Regions from separate parts of the Homo sapiens genome. Here region 2 is linked to region 1. The links are chromatin loops, found by intact Hi-C in ENCODE. Cell type or tissue: MCF 10A. All regions are shown on one strand. Links, peaks and the distances in the headings refer to the core of each region. The heading gives the core; the rest is flanking DNA. Region 1 has its middle 23 kb from the start of NTN1. Region 2 overlaps STX8 (syntaxin 8).

Evidence for each region. Peaks named below come from ENCODE experiments on the same cell type or tissue, not always from the same donor. Only the 100,000 strongest peaks of a DNase experiment are listed, where the experiment ranks them.
Region 2: it touches region 1 in a loop (5-fold over the local background); 2 of 110 quality-filtered maps call a loop at or near these places.

Annotation. Positions count from the first base shown.
Region 1 is chr17:8,991,721-9,004,437 of GRCh38, forward strand. It overlaps a transcript of NTN1 not described here. Among named protein-coding and RNA genes, the nearest start is that of NTN1, 23 kb to the right of the region's middle. RefSeq lists enhancers at 73-142, 253-302, 12,102-12,717 and silencers at 11,288-11,397, 11,428-11,477. In MCF 10A, for the core only: CTCF peaks have their summits at 2,714 (motif pointing right) and 6,455 (motif pointing left); DNase peaks (open chromatin) are centred at 2,701 and 6,461.
Region 2 is chr17:9,382,826-9,395,542 of GRCh38, forward strand. The region is part of intron 6 of STX8 (syntaxin 8); the gene reads right to left. Among named protein-coding and RNA genes, the nearest start is that of STX8, 190 kb to the right of the region's middle. In MCF 10A, for the core only: no CTCF peak of the experiment used is centred there; a DNase peak (open chromatin) is centred at 6,466.

The DNA.
Region 1 (12,717 bases), core at 1,559-9,558:
TTAGGAAGAGGCGTTTGCTCCTCCAGAGGAGAGAGGGTGAACTCCTTGAGTCTCTTTGCCCTTTTCTCTGGCGGGCTTCAGAACTCACAGCCCTGGAACATCTCCTCCTGGCCTCCCAGCCACCTCCAAACCCTCACAAGCACATCCTGTTGACAGTGGAGGTGCAACTCTTGGTGTGACCATCTATAACTCATGCAGAGGCCTCCTCAGTGAATCCTCTGACCACCAGCACTCAGAGGGGTGTACGGCCCAGTGGGTACCACTCACAGCACCTGAGCCTAGGTCCTTGCAGTAACCACAGTCCTGACTCTAGGCCATCGGGGCCAGCAAGAACCCACAAGACACTGCAGGCTCTGGTTCTGAGCAGACTCCTCAGGCCCTGCCCGGCTTCCTTCTGTGGTTGGTGGGCAGCCAGGCAGGTCCTGATGAAACCTGAGGAGGGCCACCAGCCTTTCTCCCCTCCATAATTGGGGGCCCAGCAGAATTGGATAATGGTCTGCAAGTTACCTGAATCTTGGGCTGAGACACCGTGGTAGTCAGAGCTGCCGAGCGTTCACAGATGTCTTGCCTGATTCCTCTCAGGATGAGAGTGGAAATAACTTTCTTTCTGGGCAGAGTTTGATGATATTGCTACATCATCCTCTGTAGGCAAAACAGCAAGAGTCTGCTATTCCCACCTTGTGCTTGCACTGGTAGGAGAGCCAGCTTTGAAACCACTCGAGGGGCAGTGTGACAGAGTGACAAAGGAGACTCCAGACAACTTGAATCAGAAAACCCACCCCTGAGGCCGGGCGTGGTGGCTCACACCTGTAATCCCAGCACTTTGGGAGGTCCAGTGGGGTGGATTGCGTGAGGCCAGGAGTTTGAGACCAGCCTGGCCAACATGGTGAAACCCCATCTCTACTAAAAATACAAAAATTTGCCAGGCATGGTGGCGCATGCTTGTAATCTCAGCTACTGGGGAGGCTGAGGCAGGAGAATTGCTTGAACCCAGAAGGTGGAGGTTGCAGTGAGCTCCAGCCTGGGTGACAGAGTGAGACTCCGTCTCAAAAAAAAAAGGAAAGGAAAGGAGGAAGAAAAAAGAAAGAAAGAAAGAAAAGAAAAGAAAGAAAGAAGAAAGAAAGAGAAAGAAAGAATGAAAGAAAGAAAGAATGAAAGAAAGAAAGAAAGAAAGAAAGAAAGAAAGAAAGAAAGAGAAACAAAAGAAAGAAAAGAGAAAGACAGACAGACCCGACCAGGCACAGTGGCTCACACCTGTAATCCTGGCACTTTGGGAGACCTTGATCACGAGGTCAGGAGATTGAGACCATCCCAGCCAACATGTTGAAATCCCATCCCTACTAAAAAAAGTACAAAAATTAACTAGGCGTGGTGGCATGAGCTGGTAGTCCCAGCTACTCGGGAGGCTGAGGCAGGAGAATTGCTTGAACCCAGGAGACGGAGGTTGCAGTGAGCAGAGATCATGCCACTGCACTCCAGCCTGGGTGACAGAGCAAGACTCTGTCTCAAAGAAAAGAAAACCCAACCCTGCCACTTACTTAGGTTCCGTTTAACTTTAGGTGAGTCATTTAGAATCCATGCCTCAGTTTCCTCGTCTCCCAAGTGGAGATAATAGCCCTGACCTTATAGGGTTGTTATTTGGGTTAAATGACATGCTACACAGAAAGCACCTAGAAGAGTACCCGGCCCATAGTAAGTACCAAGTAAGATTTTGCTATTATTAATAATTGGTATGAAATTGATAAAATGAATAAAATTCTTTCTCTCCTTGCCTCCACTTACCCAAACACCAACTCCACTTTCTTTCTCCCATCATGACTCTGTTTGCTCCTACAAATCAGATTCTTTTTCCCTTTTTAAAGAAAGAGTCTGATTTCCCAGCCTTGGCAACATAGCAAGACCTCATTGCTACAAAAAAAAAAAAAAAAAAAGCCAGGTGTGGTGGCACACACATTTAGCCCAGCTACTTGGAAGGCTGAGGTGGGAGGATGGCCTGAGTCCAGGAAGGGGAGGACGCAGAGAGCTGTGATTGAGCCACTGTATTCCAGCCTGAGTGATAGAGTGAAACCCTGTCTCAAAAAACAAGGTTTATTCCTTTTCACCCCAAACTTGTCCCTGTCCCTCCCTCATGACCTTCCTGGGAAGCATAGTAAAACATGCATCAGGGCAAGAGCCTGGAGACCTGGGGTTTAATTCCACTTCTGGGCTTCCCCTCCCTGAGCCTCAGCTAAACATCCAAGGATCCCTTTGTTTTAAAATATAGGTTGTGTTGGCTGGGTGCAGCAGCTCATGCCTGTAATCCCAGCACTTTGGGAGGCTGAGGTGGGTGGATCACCTGAGGTCAGGAGTTTGAGACCAGCTTGGCCAACATGATGAAACCCCGTTTCCACTAAAAATACAAAAAAATTAGCCACGTGTGGTGGTGGGTGCCTGTAACCCCAGCCATTCGGAAGGCTGAGGCAGGAGAATTGCTTGAACCCAGGAGGTGGAGGTTGCAGTGAGCCGAGATCTTGCTATTGCACTCCAGCCTCAGCAATAAGACCAAGACTCTGTCTCAAAAAAAAAAAAAAAAAATGTAGGTTGTCTTATTATTCAGGTAATGCCGAGGACAGCAGATCAGGAGACAACTACCATTGAAAAAAGAGTTTGCTACTCACAGTTCCGGAGTGGAAGGGACATGCCATGCCACACAGGGCCACACGGGGGAGCCCAGGGTTGGGCAAGAGGCAGAAGGAACAAGAGGAAATCAGGGCAGGGGCCTTAACTATGGTTTCGGAGGGAAAGGCAGGCAAGGCAAGGTTTAGGATTGGCAAGTGTGAGTAATTTTGGCGGGCTCCAAGGTATAGGGGATTTCTCTAGTTGTCTGACACTTGGCCCTGGGGTGACTAGGACAAGTCGTGAGAGTTTGGGTGTGGGCTCTGGATTGGTTGGTTTGCATATCAAAGGTGTGCTCACAGCGTAGTCTTTGCCATCTCTAGGGATTAACTAACCCTGGAAGGGACAGTCCCTCCAGGATCAGCAAACCCCAGACCCCAAAGCATCAAGAATACAGAAAACAAGAAGACGTAGTTAATATACCCTTCTACTATGAATGTGGTTTCATCAGCCACTTTATACATGTCCAACAATACATATTGCTGCTATGACATCATGACTTTTTATCTTCACAGGGGATTCTGACATAGGGGTTAAGGATACCGTCTCTGGAGTCAGACTACCTGGATCCAATGGTAACCTCTCTGTGCCTCAATTTGTAGCTCCCTCATTTTATAGCTGTGGGATTTGGGGGCAATTACTTAACCTCTCTGTGCCTCAGTTTCCTCATTTGTAAAATGAGGATGCTAGTTCCTTATTTCTTAGCACGGTGGCCATTAGAAAAACTATACTTGTAAAGAAAGCTCTTAGAACAGGCTGGGCATATAGGGAGCAATCAATACCTGACAACTATTGTGATTTCTTGATCATGTCAAGCTGCCTTCCAGATTAGAGTTTTCACCTCTGCTGTTCCCCGCGCTGGGAAGGCTCTTTCCCACTCTCTTCACCTGGGTAACACCTTCTCTTCCCTCATGTTTCAACTTAAATGTCACTTCCTCAGCGATGCCCCCACGTCCCAGGCCCCTAGCCTACCCAGCCTTTGTTATACTCTGTCACATGGCCCCTGCACTTCCTTGTAATGCTCATCATAGTTGCAATTGCACAGCTGTTTGTGTTACAGTTTATTGAACATCTGCCTGCCTTTCCCTGTAGACCGTAAACCTTAGGAGAGCAGGGACTGTGTCTGTCTGGTTCCTGCTGTGTCCATAGTGCCTGGCATACCAAAGGTGGTCAATAAATGTCTGTGCACTGGATAAACCACATAGGTTTACAGCTGCAGGTGCATGGATGCCTGGGTCAGAGGCCATCTGGACTCTTGTCTAATGGCAGAAATCCAAAGTCACAGGCTTCTGACCCCTTTGTTTGATGATGGGCTTCTGATGAAGGGCTTCTGGGCCCTTCAGCTGCCCTTTTCAGGCCAGGGAGTCTGGGAGGGAATTCTTGAGGATCAAAATCCATGTTGTAGATGACCAGCTGGCCTGGAGACATCAATTGGCAGAAGTGATGGAATGTGTACGGAAAGATGCAGCTGCCCTGCTCAGGAGGGACTTCATCCTTGCTTTGCTAAACCAGCTGAATTCCAGGAATACCAGCGAGGGGATTGGGTCATGTCATACCTGCCTCTCGAGACAAGCAAGCCGAAAGCTGAAGGGGGCAGGGAGGTGCTAGAACTGCAGAGAGAAAGGAAGGGCCAGATGTACGGACCGGAAAAAGCCCTGTAGCAGGTGGAGGTGAATATAATTAATGGAGCCCAGTGAGCAAGTCTGCACATGCCAACGTCAAAACCTCATCCCAAGGAGCCATGGTCTCACTAACCCCATCCCTGAGAGGGCAGAGCAAGAATAGTTTGAGATTGACATGCCAAGCAAATGTATAGCAGGAAATTCTCCTAAGCCAGGGGTTTGGTCAGAGGCCCTGGCCCCTGTGGCTAAAATCAGGATTATGTCTGTACTGATTTACTTCCCAGCTGGGTTTCAGGAAAAGCCTCAAAAAGACCACAGGGTTGTGCCTCAGATTGGCACATGAGGCCAGCTTCCCTTGGGTCTGTGCTTTCTGGACAAAAAGCTAATACGAAGGGAGATACTCAGAGGAAAAGGCCCCATCCCACAGCCTCCCTCTCTCTATAGCCCCCTTTGAGTCTTGGCAAGTGTATTTGTGACAGCTAGAACAAATCAAATGTATTTTACAAGTTTAGCCTCAAGCAGACCAAGTGCCAGCTTTGGTAGACATGTCCAAAGGGATTTTGACCCTGGACTAGTGGTTCTCAATGGAGATGCTATTGTTCATTTAGAGATTTGGGGGGTCGTGGCTTTGGCTGTCATAGTGATTGGCAGTCACTACTACCATTTAGTTGTCAGGGACCAGAGGTACTATATGTCGTCAATGCATGTAAGCAACCATTGTGCACAGGAAAGGGTTGTCAGCCTTCCCCTACAACTTTTAGATACCCCACTGGATATTCATGTAGATAAAATATAATCTGTGCTCAGAGCCTACCTTTATTTTGTTTATGTACACAAAGGTTTGGTTTGGTTAGGTTTTCACAATTTTAACATACACTGCAGTTTCCAGGAAGGCAACTTTACCAAGTGCTGTTGCCTACTTTGGAAAATCACGTTACCTGGGGCAATGCCACTCTAGGTGCTCTAGGTGTTGGAATTACCAGAGCAACACATCTCTATCAGACCTCATTTGTTACTATGGTGTTCTTGGTAATGCTACACCTAGGTGCAAGCAGCTGACTACTTCAATATGTCATCTAACATAGTTGTGCCCAAGCATTTACATATTGGAATGTGTGTTATTTTATTTTATTTATTTATTTTTGAGACGGAGCCTCACTCTATCACCCAGGCTGGAGTGCAGTGGCACAATCTCGGCTCACTGCAACCTCTGCCTCCCTTGTTCAAGTGATTCTCCTGCCTCAGCCTCTTGAGTAGCTAGGACTATAGGTGTGTGCCACCACATCCGGCTAATTTTTTGTATTTTTAGTAGGGACAGGGTTTCACCATGTTGTCCAGGCTGATCTCGAACTCCTGACCTCAAGCAATCCACCTGCCTCGGCCTCCCAAAAATGACGGGATTACAGGTGTGAGCCACTGTGCCCAGCCCATGTTATTTTATTATACTTGGCTTCTTCTTCTTCATATTGTGTTGATATAGTGGAGGAAATTATGGATGTTGGAAGGCAATATGATAAAGGGGTGTGTTATATATTTTATTGTTTTTAATTATTTATTTTTTTGAGATGGAGTCTCGCCCTGTCGTCCAGGCTGGAGTGCAGTGGCGCAATCTTGGCTCACTGCAACCTCTGTCTCCCGGGTTCAGGCGATTCTCCTGCCTCAGCCCCCAAGTAGCTGGGATTACAGGTGCCCGCCACCACGCCTGGCTAATTTTTGTATTTTTAGTAGAGTTGGGGTTTCACCAAGTTGGCCAGGCTGTTCTCAAACTCCTGACCTGAAGTGATCTGCCTGCCTCGGCCTCCCAAAGTGCTGAGATTACAGGCGTGAGCCACCGCGCCCAGCCAAGGGTGTGTTATAGAATATTTGTTACAAAAAAAGAGGATGATGCTGTGGAAAAACTCAGACAGGTGCATCACTGCCTTGGTTGGATGGCAGTACATGAGTCCACATGGAGCTAACGCTTTACCCAAACCATGCCCTTTATTTGTAGACATCCACTATTTTCTCTAAATAGAAGAAAACTTTTTTTAGTGAGTGGAGCTGATTAGAAAAAATTTGTTCCATTATAGTTGATATCGTTATATATAACTCACAGATGGACCCACATCACTAGCAAACTATTTGTATCGTTTCTCCAAGCCCAGCATTTACTGTGCGAGCCACCTGGGGGCCATTTTTGTTGCCCGAGGTGGTGCGCCTGCGCCACCTGGTGGACTACGGGAAAGTAGCAGATCGGTGAGATGGGTTGAGGCACCTTCATTTGCAGATGGGTAGGCAATAATAACATGAATATTATCAGCTAATGCACTTATAGGGTGCCTATAAGTGCATTAACTCCTGCAGAACTCACAAAATCTTTATGACATATAGTCACTGTTATCTCCTTTTTGCCCATGAGGAAACCGAGGCAAGTAGTGAGTAGAGAGGCAGAGCTGGGATTTGAAGCCTAGTGGACTGGCTCCACAGTTGCTGCTTTTAATCACCCTGCTATAAGCTGGGCATGGTGGCACACAGCTGTAGTCCCAGCTACTTTGGAGGCTGAGGTGGGAGGATCACTTGGGCCCTGAGATGGAAGTTGCAGTGAGCTGAGATTGCAGCACTGCACTCCAGCCTGGATAACAGAGTGAGACCCTGTCTCAAAAAATAATAATACAATTAAAAAATTAATCAGTCTGCTATGGACTTGCAAGTAGCTGCTCTCTTGGGAGACACTATTCTGAGAGTCAAAGGCTGTACTGTGAACATAGGGCTGCCTTCAGCCATCTCTTTCAGGGCAGTAGGGTTACAAAGACAGAGAGAAAGGATGGTGTGCTCAGTGGCTCACACCTGTAATTCCAGCACTTTGGGAGGCCAAGGTGGGCGGATCACCTGAGGTCGGGAGTTCGAGACCAACCTGACCAACATGGAGAAACCCTGTCTCTACTAAAAATACAAAATTAGCTGGGCGTGGTGGCGCATGCCTGTAATCCTAGCTACTCGGGAGGCTGAGGCAGATGAATCGCTTGAACCCAGGAGGCAGAGATTTCAGTGAGCCAAGATTGCTCCATTGCACTCCAGCCTGGGCAACAAGAGCGAAACTCCATCTCAAAAAAAAAAAAGAAGAAGAGGAGGACTAGAAAGAGAGTACCTAGTATTAGGACATGGTAAGATCTAGAAGAGTCTTGCCATTGTATGGACCATGGCAATCTTTGTGCCTACTGTGTGAGGAGGGTGTTTCATTCTTTTGGCAATGAAGGGCTCTAGAATGGCTGAATCCCTAATTATGTTGCAAGCTTCGTGAAGGAAAAGTACACATTCCCTGTTCACTTCTGTGTCACCAGTATTTACCCCAGGACCTGACAGGTATTGAATGTTCAATAAGTATTTTTATTTATATAACATCTGTGTTGAGATATTCATATACCATAAAATTCATCCATTTAAAATTTACAATTCAATTGTTTTTAATATATTCACAGAGTTCTGCAACCATCACTGTAATCAATTTTATCACCCCTAAAGGAAACCAGGTTACTATTAGAATTCATTCCCCGTTACCCCCAACTCCTATCTCTAGCCCTGGCAACCACAAATCTACTTTGTGTCTTTATGGATTTGCCTATTTTGGACATTTCATTATAACTGGAACCATACAATTTTTTTTTGTTGTTGTTGTTGTTTGTTTGTATGTTTTTTTGAGATGGAGTCTCGCTGTGTCGCCAGGCTGCAGTGCAATGGCGTGATCTCGGCTCACTGCAACCTCCGCCTCCCAGGTTGAAGAGATTCTCCTGCCCCAGCCTCCTGAGTAGCTGGGACTACAGGCGCGCACCACCGTGCCCAGCTAATCTTTGTATTTTTTAGTAGAGGTGGGGTTTAACCATATTGACCAGGATGGTCTCGATCTCTTGACCTCGTGATCCACCCACCTCGGCCTCCCAAAGTGCTGGGATTACAGGCATGAGCCACTGCACCCGGCCCACAGTCGTATTTTTTGACTGGCTCCTTTCACTTAGCATAATGTTTTCAAGGTTCATCCACTTTGCAGCATGTATCAATTCTTTATTCTTCTTAATGGCTGAATAATATTCCATCGTATGGATATATTGCATTATATTTATCCAATCATTAGTTGATGGACATTTGGGTTGTTTCCAGTTTACGGCTATTGTGAATAATTCTGTTATGAACATTTGTGTATAAGTTTTTGTGTGGACATGTGTTTTCATTTCTTTTGGATGTATTCCTAGCATTGCAGTTGCTGGGTCATATGTAAATATGTAACTTTACATTTAACCTTTGAGGAACTGCCAGAGTATTTCCAATGGCTGCACCAGTCTACATTCTTACCAACGAGGTATAAGGGTTCCAATTTCTCTATATCCTCGCCAACACTTGTTATTATCTGTCTTTTTTATTACAGCCATCCTAATCATTGTGAATTGGTTTTTCATTGTGGCAGGGCTGTTGCTTTTTAATCATAGGCAAATAAACACCCAGCCTATTGAAGCTGGATGGTACCACAACAACCATGTGGTCCAATTTGTTCATTTTATAGGAGAAGCAACGAACGTGTTAAGAGAATAAGAAACTATCTCAAGGTCACACTTAGTAAAGGAGGCAGTAACAGAACCTATAGATTTTTTTTTCTTTTAAGAAAGAAAGGAAATTAAAGCCAGATGGCATAAAAAGAGAGATAGAGAAAGAGAGTCTTCTATAAAACCTAGGAGAAATTTCTTTAACCATAAAACCAGAAGATGCTGGGTGCAGCAGCTCATGCCTGTAATCCCAACATTTTGGTAGGCTGAGGCAGGAGGACCACTTGAGTCCAGGAGTTTGAGACCGCCTGGGCAACAAAGAAAGAATCAAGGCTGGGTGCGGTGGCTCACACCTGTAATCCCAGCACTTTGGGAGGCTGAGGCGGGCGGATCATGAGGTCAGGAGATCGAGACCATCCTGGCTAACACGGTGAAACCCCATCTCTACTAAAAAAAAAAAAAAAAATACAAAAAATTAGCTGGGCATGGTGGCAGGCGCCTGTAGTCCCACCTACTTGGGAGGCTGAGGCCGAAGAATGGCGTGAATCCAGGAAGGGGAGCTTGCAGTGAGCCAAGATAGCGCCACTGCACTCTAGCCTGGGCAACAGAGCGAGACTCCATCAAAAAAGAAAAGAAAGAATCAAAAAGATTTTTTGATTCTACAAAAAAATTGAAAAATTAGCCAGGCATGACAGTGGTCCCAGCTACACAGGAGGCGACGGTTCTCTATTTATTCCTTCAGTCATTTTAATGGTTATTGGGGGAGGTGTGTCAGTGGACCATCTTGGACCAAGGTTTGGATCCCTTGGGCCCAAGAGTTCAAGGCTTCAGTGAACTGCGATCGCACCACTGAGCTCCAGCCTGGGGACAGAGCAAGGCCCTGTCAAAAAAAAAAAAAAAAAAAAAAAAGCACAAGACAGACAATGAATCAATAACTAATAAAGGATAGTCATAAATAGTTAGTCATGGATCCTCTACTACGTCTTAGGTGCAGAACACGGTAAGTGCTTTACATTTGCTTCCCTGTTTAATGCTAGCAACATGCCTATTTTAGAGAGTTGAAGTGTAAATAAAGGATTATGACCCTAGACTCTTATATCTAACTACTGTCTGTGTATAAAGTAACAGACAATCTGAGACATGCGAAGACTCAAAAAATCCACCGTCCATCCACCCTTCCCCCAAGGTTTACTCAAAGTAGCATTTCAGTGGTGTGAGAAATTAATCAAAGTAAGGAACTCAGGAATGAGGAAGTCATTTACGTAAATGAAATGACAATAAACAATGTAGGCAGAAAAACTGAGTTAGAAGGCTGGGTGCAGTGGCTTACACCTGTATTCCCAACACTTTGAGAGGCCAAGATGGAAGGATCACTTGAGGCCAGAAGTTCCAAACCAGCCTGGGCAACTCATTGAGACCTTGTCTCTACAAAATAAAAAGTGTTTTAAAAATTAGCCGGGCGTGGTGGCATGCACCTGTGGTTTCAGCTACTCGGGAGACTGAGATGGGAGGATCTCTTGAGCCTGGGAGGTCAAGGCTGCAGTGAGCCATGATCCCGCCACTGTACTGCACTCCAGCCAGGATGACTGAGCAGGGCCCGGCGCCCCCACCGCCCCCCGCCCCCACACACACCTGCGCCACCACCGCCCCCCACCCCCACACACACCCACTACCAAAAAAAAGAGAAAAACTGAGTTAATTATGAACGTAGTTTGAAATCACAATGCCAATGTCAAAAAATGATTCTTCAAAGAGCAAGCATATGATGTAAAATTTTAATAATGGCCTGAAGCTAGGATCCTAGTTTATGCCGGCAAACCTGTGTCCTCCAGCAGCCTTAAGCTCGGCAGAGATTCCCAGGCGCCGGCCTCGCGGGTGAACTGTCACACGTACCCAGAGCTTGGAGGAGGCGCGCCGGGGGAGTGTTGTGCTGGGGATTCCCAGGCCGGCTCCTGCTTCTCGCCTGATGAATGTGGAGTTCCTTCAGCCATCCCTCGGATCCTCTTAAACTTTTCTAAGTTTCAGGAGTGTGAATGACGCATTCCCCTAGTGTTAAGTGGCGACAGTTCTCCCTCTATTTTATCTCTTCAGTCATTTTAATGGTCATTGGGGGAGGCGTGTCAGCAGACCATCTTGGATGAAGGGCAAAAAGACCAGTTAGCATGGAATTGAGGTTTGTCGCTGGTGATGGCAGTGGGGACATGATCGCACGTCCTTGGGTCAGACTTCTCAGCTCTCTCCTCCCCATTTTTACCCCCAGCACTCGGTCAAACAAACAGACAAACAAAAAGACCCCTGCAACTCCCAGACAAACCAAAGCTAGAGTGTGTAGGTTGGGTGGCTTTCTGTTGGATAGTTGTGTGTCCCAAGTTACACGCATCCTATCTTGGCCCAGCTCCACTGGAGCCCGAGCGGCGGGGCGCAGGGTGCGAGCGGGAGGCTGGTGTTCTGCCCGCGATGGGCAGGGGAGCCGGGTGGCCGCGGGGCGAGGAGCCGCGAGGGCCGGGCCGGCGTGACACCACCTGGCGGAGTCTCGGGGAAGAGTCTTAAAGGCGCGCGCTCCTCCGTGCCCCGCGCACTCGAACGGGAGCCGCGGAGAGCTCGCCTCCCGCTGCCGCCGGCGCCTCGGGGAGGTAAGTGCCACCCGCGGATCCCGAGTCGCGGCCGGGTGGGGGCGGCCCGCGGCTGCCCCGCGCTCGGGAAGCTCTGGCTGGGGCTGCGGTCGGAGGGCGGCGCCCAAGTTTTCTTGAAGGCCTCGGAGGGCAGCTGGAGCGGCGTAGAGCCTGCGCGGGGATGGCGGGGGTGGCCGCGGGCCGGGGCCGTCTGGGGGCGGCCATCCCGGGCGGTGCGTGGAAAAGTAGGCACTGGTGCGCGGCGAGGGGCGCACGCCAGAGCCCCAGCCCCGCGTCCTGCGCACTTGGCGCGCTCTGGCCGCGGTCCCGGCGAGCCCCAGCCTGCTCCGGGCCGCGACCCCGGCTCCGCGCCTTCCTGCCCGCCCGGGTCCTTTGTAGCCCGCTGGCCCCGCGGTCGCGCACGGTCACGCCGGCAGGTCGCGCTCGGCGGCCGGCCAAGCCAGCCCCGGCCCTGCCGCGCCCGCGCCCCGGGCCACCCCGCCCGGCCCCCTCGGCGCTGCACCCCTCGCTTTCCCCATCTCCAGCCGCTCGCTATTTTCACACCTCCCGGTGCCCCGGCCCCGGCGCCTGATTCAGTGCTTAGTAATTAATTTGGCGTTTCAGAATGGTCAGCGGGCTGGATAATGGGTGCATTCATCCCCCGGGCTAATCTGAACAGAGGTGGGAAGAAAGGCTTTCACAGACAGAAAATGCCATTCGCCGAGCGCTCAAAGGGGCTGTCACTCCCAGAATAAATCGCCGCCGCGCCCGCCGGCTCCTCTGGCCATTTCCATACAGCTCCGGCCCGCGCCGCGGACCCGCCGGCCTCGGCCTCGGCTCCCGGGAATCACTCACTCGAGTGCCTTCGACGGGAAAGTCGGGCGAGAGCTGGACCCAGGCGGGGGCCGAGGGAAACGGGGAAACTGGAGACTCGGGTGAAGGCCGCAGGGGACAAAGAGATTGATTAGAAAATCAAACGCGCATCTAGAAGGAGGCGCAGGCGACTGCTCAAGGCGCGGACGGCGGAGCTGGGGCTCGGGAGCGTCCGTCCAAAACCCCCGAGGTTCGCCAAAGAGGAGGGCCCGCGGCCCAGACCCTCCGGAGCGTGCCCGAGGCGACACGGCAAGCTTCTGGGGCTCCCAAATTGTGAATGGAGTTCAATGCACAAGCATAGATAGTAGAAACAGGGTCGACCTGCACAGACTTTTTATTCCGAGTTCCTTGTGCTATCAGCCCCGTCGCCCTCGCGGCCTGGAAGGTGACACGGTGTCTTCCCCGGCCTCCTGCTCGCCACCCCTGTTGGGACCCTCGGGT
Region 2 (12,717 bases), core at 2,600-10,599, 390 kb after region 1:
AAAGATGAAACCACAAGAGAAAGCAGAAAGCAGAAAGAAGGACAACTGCTATAGACTGGATGTTGGTGTGCCTTCAAAATTATGTTGAAGCCTCATCACCAGTGTGATGACATTTGGATGTGGGGCCTTTGGGAGGTGAATGGTGATGAGAGTAAAGCCCGTATGAATGAACGAATCCTGTTCCATGCATGAGATTTATGACCTTATAAAAGAGTTCCTAGAGAGCATCCTCATTTCTTCCACCATGTGAAGTTACAATGAAGACAGCTGTCTATGAACCAGGAAACAGATCCTCACCAGACACCAGATCTGTAGGCACCTTGATCTTGACTCCCCAGCTTCCACAACGGTGAGAATTTCTATTGTTTATAAGCCAGCCAGTTGATGGCATTTTAATATAGCAGCTTGAATAGAACAAGACAACAACCTAGCACAAAAGTTTTTAGGATGCTACTAAAGCACGACTTATGGAAGTTTAGTGCTCTAAATGCATATATTAGTAAAGAAGAAAGATGTGAAATCAATGATCAGACTCAAGGAGCTAATAGTATGATCATCTCAATAAATGCAGACAAAGGGTATGACGAAATTCAGTGTCCATCCATGATACAAATTATCAGCAAAATAGAAACGAAAGGGAACTTCTTCAGCCTGAGGAAGGCTATCTATATTTAAAACTCTCAGAGCTAACATCATACTTACAGGTGGAACATGGAACATTTTTTATCTAAGATCAGGAACAAGGCTATGACGTCTATTCTGACAGCATCTGTTGAACATTTTATTAGAAGTCCCAGATTGTTCAATAAGGCAGGGGGGAAGAAAGCAAAAAGGTATGAAAGGGAGCTGTAAAGGTGCATTTGCAGATGACATGATTGTACACCCAGAAAACGATAAAGTCTATTTAAAAACTACTAGAACTAGTAAGTAAATCTAATAAATTTGCACATACAGTCAATAGTAAAAGGCAATATATTTCTATATACCAGTGATAAAGAACGGAGAAAAAATAAAAGTAAAAAAATCCATTATAACGGCATCAAAAGCCATATTACATACTCAGAAATAAATCTAACTGAAGATGTGTAAGACCTCTATAATAAAAACTATAAAACATTGCTGGGAGAAATGAAAGAAGGCCTAAAAAAAGGAGAACTGGCCTGACCCATATGGTAGTTCTATCTGTGGTTTTCTGAGGAACCCCCATGCTGTTCTCCATCATAGCTGTACTAGTTCACATTCCCACCTACAGTATAAAAGAGTTCCTTTTTTTCTCCACATATCCTCACCCTCATTTGTTATTTTTTTTTTTTTCATATATTGGTTGCTCATTTATAAGAGAGAACACGGTATTTTAAAGATACTGGTTCATTTTTTTTTCAATTGACAGATATCGTACAGAATTTTATACATTGAATGCAATCTTAATCAAAATTCTAGCAGGCTTTTAAAATGAAACCTGCAAGCCAATTCTAAAATTTACAAAGAAAATTATTTAGAATAACCAAAATAATCTTAACAAAGAAAAACAGGCTGGATGCGGTGGCTCACGCCTGTAATCCCAGCACTTTGGGAGGCCTAGGCGGGTGGATCATGAGGTCAGGAGATTGAGACCATCCTGGCTAACATGGTGAAACCCCGTCTCTACTAAAAATACAAAAAATTAGCCAGGCGTGATGGTGGGCTCCTGTAGTCCCAGCTACTCGGGAGGCTGAGGCAGGAGAATGGCATGAACCCGGGAGGCGGAGCTTGCAGAGAGCCAAGAAAGGCACCCACTGCACTCCAGCCTGAGCAACAGAGCGAGACTCCATCTCAAACAAAACAAAACAAAACAAAACAGAACAAAACAAGTTGGAGGTATTATGTTACCAAAATTCACAATTTATTATAAATATATACTAATCAAGAGAGTCTGATATTAGAATAAGGACAAACACATCAATGGAACAAAACAGAGTCCAGATAGACTTGTGTGTGTGTGTGTGTGTGTGTGTACATGCACACACGCACGTGCTCAATTCTCAACAAAGGAAAGAAAATTCTTTTCAACATATGGTGCTGGAAAAACTGGATATATGTATGAGGAAGTAAAAAACCCCTCAACCCTTTTCTCTCCATACCAAAAAAAAAAAAAAATTGTGATGGTTCATAGACTTAACTGTAAAACCTAGAACTGTAAAGCTTCTAAAAGAAAAAAAAAAAAGAGAGAAAATTTTTATAGCCTGGAGTAGGTAGGCAAAAATTTCTTGGACAGGACATAAAAAGACTATCCACAAAAGAAAAGAGATTGGTCAATCTGATTTAGCAAATCCTCAAAGGAAGTGATTTCTAGATTTTGTGACATCCTGATGCTCTGGGCATAGTATTCTTCCTAAAATGTAATGGGAGGACTTGGACACATGGCTTCAGTCTTTGTCTCATCAGCATTGAACACAGTTCTGTTTATATATAGTAGCATATGTAAAAGTGGACATTTTTATGATCCACGCCTCATTCTCTATCAAGAGAAATTTTCTGTTCATCCAAAGATACTATTACAAAAATTAATAAATAAGCCACAGAATGGTAGAAAATATTTGTAGAACATATATCTGACATAGTATTTGTATCTAGAGTATATAAAGATCTCCTACATATTAACAATAAAGAAAAGCTAACTTTAAAATAGGCAAAAGATCTGAACAGATGTTTTACAGAAGAAGATATACAAATGGCCAATAAACACATGAAAAACAGCTCAAATATTGTTAAGTCATTAGGGAAATGCAAATTTCAACCAAAATAAGATACTGCTTCACACTCACTACAGTGTGCAAACTAAAGACTTACAATACTAATTGTTGGGGGAAAATATGGCACAAAGGGCGCTGTACAAGTATTTGTCAATTCTCATCAAGTTAACCATATATCTACCATCTTACCCAGAAACTTTACTCCTAGGTTTTTTGTTTTTTGTTTTTTGAGGTGGCATCTTGCTCTATTACCACCCTGGAGCTGGAGTGCAGTGGCACGATCTCCGCTCACTGCAACCTCCGCTTCCGAGTTCAAGCAATTCTCCAGCCTCGCCCTCCTGAGTAGCTGGGATTTACAGGCACGCGCCACTGCGCCTGTCTAATTTTTGAATTTTTAGTAGAGACGGGGTTTCACCATGTTGGCCAGGCTGGTCTTGAACTCCTAACCTCAGGTGATCCACCTGCCTCGGCTGGGATTACAGGCATGAGCCATCATGCCTGGCTCACTCCTAGGTATTTACCAAACGGAAATAAAAGCCTATTTCTCAAAAAAAAAAAAAAAAAAGCCTGTACAAAAATATACATAGCAACCTTATTCATGAGGGCCCCAAACTAGAAACAACCCAAATATCCATCATTAGGAGAACAGAAAAGCAAATTGGGGTATATCTGTTAATGGAATACTATTCGGCAATAGAAAGCATGAGCTACTCATGCATGCCACAACTGTCTAAATCTCAAAAAGTTTTGTTGGCTAAAAATAAGAAAACAATCATTATATGCTTTGTGATTCCATTTATAAGAAATACAAGGATAAACCTAGCCTACAAAATAGACATCAGAAAGTGGTTGCCTCTGGGGTGCTTGACTAGAAAGGGACATGAGGAAACTTTCTGGGAGGATGGAAATGTTCGAAAGGTCATACAAATTCACGCAAATGGGTACAGCTGTCAAAACACACAGAAGGGAGGAAGGGAAGTCAGGAGGGAGGGAAGCAGGGAGGGAGGGAGCTGGCAGGCGGGCAGGCAGGCAGGCAGGCAAGACAAAACAAATGCCTTAGAATAACAAAATTTCAGACCTGCAAGAGTCATGCAATCACCTTGTAGTTCCTTCCCCTTTTATAACATCCCTGGCAGTGGGATGGTTAATCTTTCACCAAACACTCCCAGAGACTGGTAACATGGAAACTCATGAGAAAATCAGTTCCATGGCTGAGTTAGAGGGTGACTTTGATAATTATAAAGTCCTTTATTCTGAGCTAAAATTCTGCCTGCTCTCAACTTCTACCTTAGGTATTTCTTTTTCTTTCTTTTTTCCTCTTCTTTTTTTGAGACAGAGTTTCACTCTTGTTGCCCAGGCTGGAGTGCAGTGGCGCGATCTCAGCTCACTGCAACCTCCACCTCCCGGGTTCAAACAAGTCTCCTGCCTCAGCCTCCCAAGTAGCTGAAATTACAGGCACCCCTTAAGTATTTCTAGACCAACACAATATCAGTGTTCTTTCCTTCATAATTTTCCTCATATATCTCCTTGGTCTTCTCCTCTAGGTTAAAGATACTTAGATCCAAACTTTAGCAAACGCTCAAAGGAAGTGATTTCGAGATCTTGTGACATCCTGATGCTCTGGGCATAGTATTCTTCCTAAAAACGTGATGGGAGGACTTGGACACATAGCTTCAGTCTTTGTCTCATCAGCATTGAACACAGCTGAGTTTATATATAGTAGCATATGTAAAAGTGGGCTTTTTTTTCTTTTTGAGAGGGAGTCTTGCGCTCTGTCACTCAGGCTGGAGTGCAGTGGCACGATCTCGGCTCACTGCAAGCTCCGCCTCCCGGGTTCACGCCATTCTCCTGCCTCAGCCTCCCGAGTAATGGGACTACAGGCGCCCGCCACCACACCCGGCTAATTTTTTGTATTTTTAGTAGACACGGGTTTCACCGTGTTAGCCAAGATGGTCTCGATCTCCTGACCTCATGATCCGCCCGCCTTGGCCTTCCAAAGTGCTGGGATTACAGGCGTGAGCCACCACGCCTGGCCAAAAAGTGGGCATTTTTATGATCTGTGCCTCATTCTCTATCAAGACAGTCCACAGTAACAATCATGCTTTGTACTTGGCCTTGTAGTTGACTCTGAGCTTGGTACACTGTTCTCACGCAACCGAATACAATCAGTATTGCGTGATGCATCAACGCCACAATACATAATACAAAATTCAGGGCTAATAGCCTCTGTTACTATAAGAAAATCAAGTGCAAAATATTCCTTGTCTGACAAGAAATACAGTATGTCGGATGTTATATGTTAACTGGGTTTCTAGATAGATTTCTTTGTAAGTTTATAAATATTCATAATATGACTTAGAGGTAAATCAATAAATCTGTAGCAGATTAGATCAATGAAAACCAGTAGTCAACACTTGTAGGGATTAATGTTTTAATCTAGACCGAAAACGAAGTTTTTCATTTTGGTTGGTAAACCTCTCCTCTTTATTAGTTGTTGTTTCTAAACAACTCTATTTTTTTTTTTTTTTTTTGAGACATTACTTCGCTCTTGTTGCCCAGGCTGGAGTGCAGTGGTGTGATCTCGGCTCACTGCAACCTCCGCCTCCCAGGTTCAAGTGATTCTCATGCCTCAGCCTCCTGAGTAGCTGGGATTACAGATGCCTGCCACCACACCAGCTAATTTTTTATATTTTTAGTAGAGACAGGGTTTCATAATGTTGGCCAGGCTGGTCTCGAACTCCTGACCTCAGGTGATCCACTCACCTCTGTCTCCCAAAGTGCTGGGATTACAGGCGTGAGCCACCATGCCCGGCCTAAACAACTCTACTTTTTAAGTTATAAAAATTATTCAATAGCAGTTTATAAATGCGAGGGGAAAAAGTAAACATTATCCAAATACCCCAGTATAACAACAGTGTAATTCCCCCATGTGTTCACTACAATTTGACATAAACATATACATTTTTTCGGGCGTGGTGGCTCACGCCTGTAATCCCAGCACTTTGGGAGGCCGAGGTGGGCGGATCACCTGAGGTCGGGAGTTCAAAACCAGCCTGACCAACATGGAGAAATGCCATCTGTACTAAAAATACAAAATCAGCCGGGTGTGGTGGTGCATGCCTGTAATCCCACCTACTTAGGAGGCTGAGGCAGGAGAATTGCTTGAACCCAGGAGGCGGGGGTTACAGTGAGCCAACACAGTGCCATTGCACTCCAGCCTGGGCAACAAGAGCAAAACTCTGTCTCAAAAAAAAGAAAAAAAAAAAAAAAAACCATACATTTTCATTTAATTGCAATATATAAGCCTCCCCCATCTAATGATATCATTTGTATTTTTTCATGTAGCTACAAAGTCTTCAGTTATAATTTCTCATGGTTACAAAATATTCATTCCATAAAATAACCATTCCTTAAATAATAGCCCATTGTTGGATACTTAGAATGTTTCTATATTTCTAAATAATGAGTCTATAAATTCTTTCCTCCATTATCATTGGTTCTTTTTAATCATTTCCTTAACAAAGTGTGATTATGACTGCCTCATAAACTTTGAAACAGATTGCCAAATTACTTTTTAATAGACTTATACTGCCACTGTTGGTTTGATGGGATTCATTCCACTTGTCAGTTATGACCTCAGAAGATTTCCTAGGCCAGAGAGCCTTGGGGAATTCCCACTCTGCAGACCAGGCACTACCAAGGTGGGAATTTCCCTAACCACAGTCTATTAAGAGCAAATTAAATACAGGTTTCAGAGTATAGGTTGTGAAACAACCAGCTGACTAGTTCAGATTCCTGACTGTAGAGCCTCCAAAGAGAAACTGATACCCTGCTTCCTGGTCAGTACTTGCATTTGGTTTCACGAAGGAGCTTATATTTCAATCACATGTTAATCTGAGATATCGAGTGACATTCCAGCACAGAATGGACAAAATGGAACAACGTAAAGTATACCACAAAATGACAGCATCACAAGGATTAAGAAATATTATATGATGTCAAAATACCCGACTCCAATAATACTTCATCATTTTTCTACTCTCAATTACAGCCTCAATACATTCTATATATAGGGAGAGAGTTTGCTATATATTTTCAGATACATTTGGTGCCTTTTTATACTCATAACGGACTCATAATGGCAGTAGTAAAGTCATTATGTTATTATGCTTTTTGCTTATGTTCTTAATAATATTTGAAGACAAATGTTAAAAAAAATCTATAGTGAAGATAGAGTTTTTCTTGAGGGTATTAGTTTAATTCCCTCCGTTCCCTATAATTGATATCATACTCAAATTTATCAATGGAAACCAAAAATGGGGGGTGGTGGTGACCTCTGATAATACCGTACACTAGGAAAAGATACATTCCAGAGAACAGGGACACAAGGAAAAACCAATCTGTGACTTCTTAAAGGAAAGGTAATGCTTTGCCTATGGCATCCTATGGCAGGGAGCTGCAAGGAACTCCCGCAGATCAAAGTGGAGCCTCTGGGAACCACCCAGGCTTTGGGGACACAGGGAAAGCTCCTTTGCCTGGCAGAAATTCCCCTTGGCCACACTCGCTCACACCTTATACACAGCCAGATGGGCCAGGTTAGGCAAAAAACACAGGCTCCTTTCCGACTTCCTCTTGACCATAAACCATGGTCTCTCATCTAGGCTTAAAAATGTGTAACAGGAGTCTGGACGCAGTGGCTCAGGCCTGTAATCCCAGCACTTTGGGAGGCTGAGGTGGGCGGATCACCTGAGATCAGGAGTTGAAGACCAGCCTGACCAATCTGATGAAACCCCGTCTCTACTAAATATACAAAAATTACCTGGGCGTGGTGGTGGTTGTCTGTAATCCCAGCTACTCAGGAGGCTGAGACAGAAGAATCACTTGAACCTGGGAGGCAGAGGTTGCAGTGAGCTGAGATCGCGCCATTGCACTACGGCCTGGACAGCAAGAGCGAAACTCCGTCTCAAAAAAAAAAAAAGTGTAACACAGGGTCGGTGCGGTGGCTCATGCCTGTAATCCCAGCACTTTGGGAGGCTGTGGCAGGTGGATCACGAGGTCAGGAGTTTGAGACCAGCCTGGCCAACGTAGTGAAACCCTGTCTCTACTAAAAATACAAAAAAAAAAAAAAAATTAGCCAGGCATGGTGGTGGGCACCTGTAGTCCCAGCTACTCGGGAGGCTGAGGCAGGAGAATCACTTGAACCCGGGAGGTGGAGGTTGCAGTGAGCCGAGATCGCGCCATTGCACTCCAGCCTGGGCGACAGAGCGAGACTCCGTCTCAAAAAAAAAAAAAAAAAAAGAAGGGGGAGATATTTTAAATTAAAAGACATTAAAGAGGCAAAACAGTTAAACGCAATCTGTAATCTGATTGCTGGAGCACCCCCTCAAAAAAAAGTGACAAAACTTTATTGGGGCAATGGCAGCAATTTAAATAGAAACTCCATATTAGTCATTATTACCATATCAAAGTTAAGTTTCTTGGATATGCTAATGACACTGCAGTTATATAGGAAAACAACCTACACAGAAGAATATTAGGAGATAGATTAGGAACAGATGCCAAAGTATATAGAAGCATTACGAGACACCCTCACCTTACTTCAAACCATTCACAGGCTGGGCTCGGTGGTTCACAACTTGTAATCTCAGCACTTTGGGTGGTAGAGGCTGGTGGATCACTTGAGGTCAGGAGTTCGAGACCAGCCCGGCCAACATGGTGAAACCCTGTCTACTAAAAACACAAAAATTAGCCAGACATGGTGGTGCATGCCTGTAGTCCCAGTTACTTGGGAGGCTGAGGCAGGAGAATTGCTTGAACCTGGGAAGTGGAGGTTGCAGTGAGCGGAGATCATGCCATTGCACTCCAGCCTGGACATCACAGCAAGACTCCATCTCAAAAGAATTTAAAAATATTAAATAATAATAATTCGCTCTGGGGGGAAAAGGTACATAAATACACACACACACTCATGCAGCAACAAAAAAGCAAAACAAATGTGGCTAAACGTTAACAACTGGTGAATCTAGTAAATGAAGGGTGACCAGATATGCCTGAAGAATATACTGTTAACTTTTCTGTAGCTTTAGAAAAACCTTTAAAATAAAAAGATGAGGGAAAAAAAAAAGCCACAGACTTAGATTGGGTTACAGAAAAAGAGAGAGAGAAAAAAAAAAAGGAAACCATATTGCTATATAGATGGGAAGCATATGGCAGAGTAGGGTAACTAAAGTCCTAGATTTCACACTGGAGAAATAAAAAGGGAGCCTCAGGAGCCAAAATGCACCAGGAAGATCACAGACTGGGAGGAGCTTAGAAAAGCAACCCCTTAAAGTTGTTCATGAAGTCCTGGATTCTCCTTTGAGAAGTGCATACACGGAGCTGACCCCAAATAGTATACGTAGACATTGAGAGCTGAACTACAGGAGAGAAAACCACCCAACTCCCAGTCTGGTCACTGGCTACTGCACCTGTGGGACAGACCCAAACAGTACTGGAAAGACTTTGAAAACTTCTTCAATGGTAGTTGGAACCTGTGGCCTCAACTCAACCAGGGCAATTGCCTGCTAAAATAAAAAATATCAACATCTCTGTAGGATTTAAACCAACAGCCAGAGTCTCATAAAATAATAATCAAAATGTCCAGGATACAACGCAAAATTTTGCAGCATATGAACATCCGGAAAATTTCAAGTTGCATAAGAAACCTGGGAAAAGACAACAAGATGCCATTGCTAAGAAGCATAGTTGTTGGAGTTATCTGACAAAGACTTTAAAGCAGCTATAATAAAAATGCTGGGCCAGGCATTTTTGGGAGCTGAATCGTGATGATTGTTTGAGCCCAGGAGTTCAAGATCAGTCTGGACAACATAGTGAGAACCTGTCTCTACAAAAAATAAAAAATTAGCTGGGCATAGTGGCATGCATCTGTAGTTTCAGCTTCTCAGCAGGCTAAGAAAGGAGAATCACTTGAGCCCAGGAGGTTGAGGCTGCAGTGAGCTGTGACTGCACCACTACACTTCAGCCTGGATGACAGAGTGAGACCCTGTTTCAAAAATACAAAGTAAATAAAAATAAAAATGCTCCAAGAAGTAATGGTGAACACTCTTGAAATATAGTCTCAGCAAAGAAACAAAAAATATAGAGAAGAACCAAATGCAACTTTTGAAACTGAAAAACACAATAACCAAATTTGAAAACTCACTGGATGGGATCAATAGCAGAATGGACATGATACAGGAAAGAGGTGGTGAACTGGAAGATAGTTCCAATAAAAATGAATAGAGCCTCAAGGACCTATGGGATAATGGGAAAAAGTCAAACATTCATGCCACTGGAGTCTCAGAAGAGAGAAAAAAGAGTGTGGGCCAGAAAAAATACGTGAACAAATAATGGTTGAAAGTTTTCTAAATTTGGCAAAGAACATACACCTACATATTTGAGAAGCTCAGCAAACCCCAAACAAGATAAACACAAAGAAGTCCAGGCCACAACACATCATATCCAAATTGCTGAACACTAAAGACAAAGAAAAAAATAATTGAACACAACCAAAGAAAAACAACACATTGCTTTATAGGGGAACAAAAATTTCAAAGACTGGATTTCTCATCAAAAATCAGAGGCCAGAAGGAAGTATAGCACCAGTTTTAAAGTGCTGAAAGAAAAGAGCTATCAACACAAAATTCTATAACCAGCAAAACTATCCTTCAGCACCGAGGTGAAATAAAGATACTCTAGACGAAGAAGTACTAAGAAAATATGTTGTCAACAGATCTACTCTAAGAGAACAGCTAAAGGAAGTTCTTCAGACAGAAGAAAAACGATACCAGTAGGAAACCTGAAACGAAGGATGAACAGCAGAAATGGTAAACATTTGGATAAATATTCTCCAGCTGACTTCTCTGTTTGGTGGATGAAAACCAAACTCATACTGTCTGATCTTCAATGCACGTAAGTATAATACATAAGACAATTATATACCATAGAGCAGGGTAGGCAAATGGGCCTATAGGGTGTAAGGTTGATACACTCCATGTGAAAAGATTAGATACTGATTCTAAGTAGACTGTAAATTTTTAAGTATGTATATTGTCATCCCTAGTTACCACTAAAACAATCTATACAAAAAGCTACAGTAAATAACAAAATAGAAAAATAAAAAAGCGGTACTAAGAAGTTCATATATATGATACAATTTATATGACATTATCCCAAAGACAAAAGTTTAGTGACAGAGGACAGGTCAGTCAGTGGTTGTCAGGAGTTAGGAATGGGTGAGAGTATGGTCGGTTTACAAAAGAAACACAAGGAAGTTTCTGGAGCAATGGAATGGTTCTGGGTCCCATTTGTGTAGTGGCTAAACAAACCTACACATGTGTAAAAATTCACAGAACAACAAACACAGTCAATTTTGTTTTGTGTTAATTTAAGAATTAAAATTTAAAAATATACAAGAGAGATACAGGTAAAGGTAGAATCTAAGAGAACACAGTATGTAAAGAACAAGAGGAGGAAAAACAATAGAAGCAAAGCAAGTGGCAAAAACAAAAACAAAAACAAAACAAAGAAAAAACCCACACTGTTGTCACAGAGGGCAGCGCCGCAAGGAAGGGAGTGTGGAATTTGCCATGTCTACTGGATGGGCTACTGGGCAGTCAGTGTCAACCATGCTAAGCGCGGCTTTGGATGTGGGAGGGATGGGGAGAGAGAGCAAAGTGTCTGAATTGCAGGAATGTATACATGTCAAAGTGTGGGAATGGGAAAACAGCCAAGTCTGGACTAGTGTATTACCAAAAGCTCATATTATTTATTTATTTATTTAAATTCATTTTTTTTTTTGAGACTAAGTCTCACTCTATTGCCCAGGCTGGAGTGCAGTGACACCATCTTGGCTCACTGCAACCTCTGCCTCCCGGGTTCAAGTGATTCTCCCGAGTAGCTGGGATTACAGGCGCCCGCCACCATGCCCAGCTAACTTTTGACAGTTTAGTAGAGATGGGGTTTCACTATGTTGGCCATACTCGTCTTGAACTCCTGACCTCAAGTGATCAGCCTGCCTCAGCCTCCCAAAGTGCTGGGATTACAGGCGTGAGCCACCGCGCCTGGCCGAAAAGCTCATATTATTTAAAACCATAACAACAACTGCCAATATTTAGTAAAAATTGCCAGATGCTAAGCCATTGTTTCTCAATCTAGAGGCACAAACAGTTATAAAGTTTAAAAAAGTTTGGCCAGGCACAGTGGCTCATGCCTGTAATCCCAGCACTTTGGGAGGCCGAGGCAGGTGAATCACGAGGTCAGGAGTTTGAGACCAGCCTGGCCTGGCCTGGCCGACATGATGAAACCCCATCTCTACTAAAAATACAAAAAAATAGCTGGGCGTAGTGGCGGGCGCCGTAATCCCAACTACTCGGCAGGCTGAGGTAGGAGAATCACTTGAACCCGGGAGGCAGAGGTTGCAGTGAGCAGAGATTGCGCCACTGCACTCCAGCCCAGGTGAAAGAGCAAGACCCCGTCTCAAAAAAAAAAAAAGTTTAAACAAATTCTTCCACACCCCTCAGTATTGATGTTACTGTATTTATTTAATTAAATATAAATGTAAGTATATATTCATTATGTTTATAGCTCTTTATAGTGCTAAAACAAATATTCATATAAAAATGAAAACTACAAAACCCAAATTCTATTTAACCACAATAATTTAATGTTGAAGACAATGCGTGTTTTGGGAATCCTAAATTGTGCTTAAAACATGAATATGGCAGCTGGACGCAGTGGCTCATGCCTCTAATCCCAGCACTTTGGGAAGCTGAGGCGGGCACATCAATCACTTGAGGTAAGGAGTTCCAGACCAGACTGGCCACCATGGTAAAAATAAAAAAAATCAGCCAGGCACCTGTAATCCCATCTACTTGGGAGCCTGAGGCAAGAGAATCGCTTGAACCTGGGAGGCAGAGGTTGCAGTGAGCCCAGATCGCACCACTGC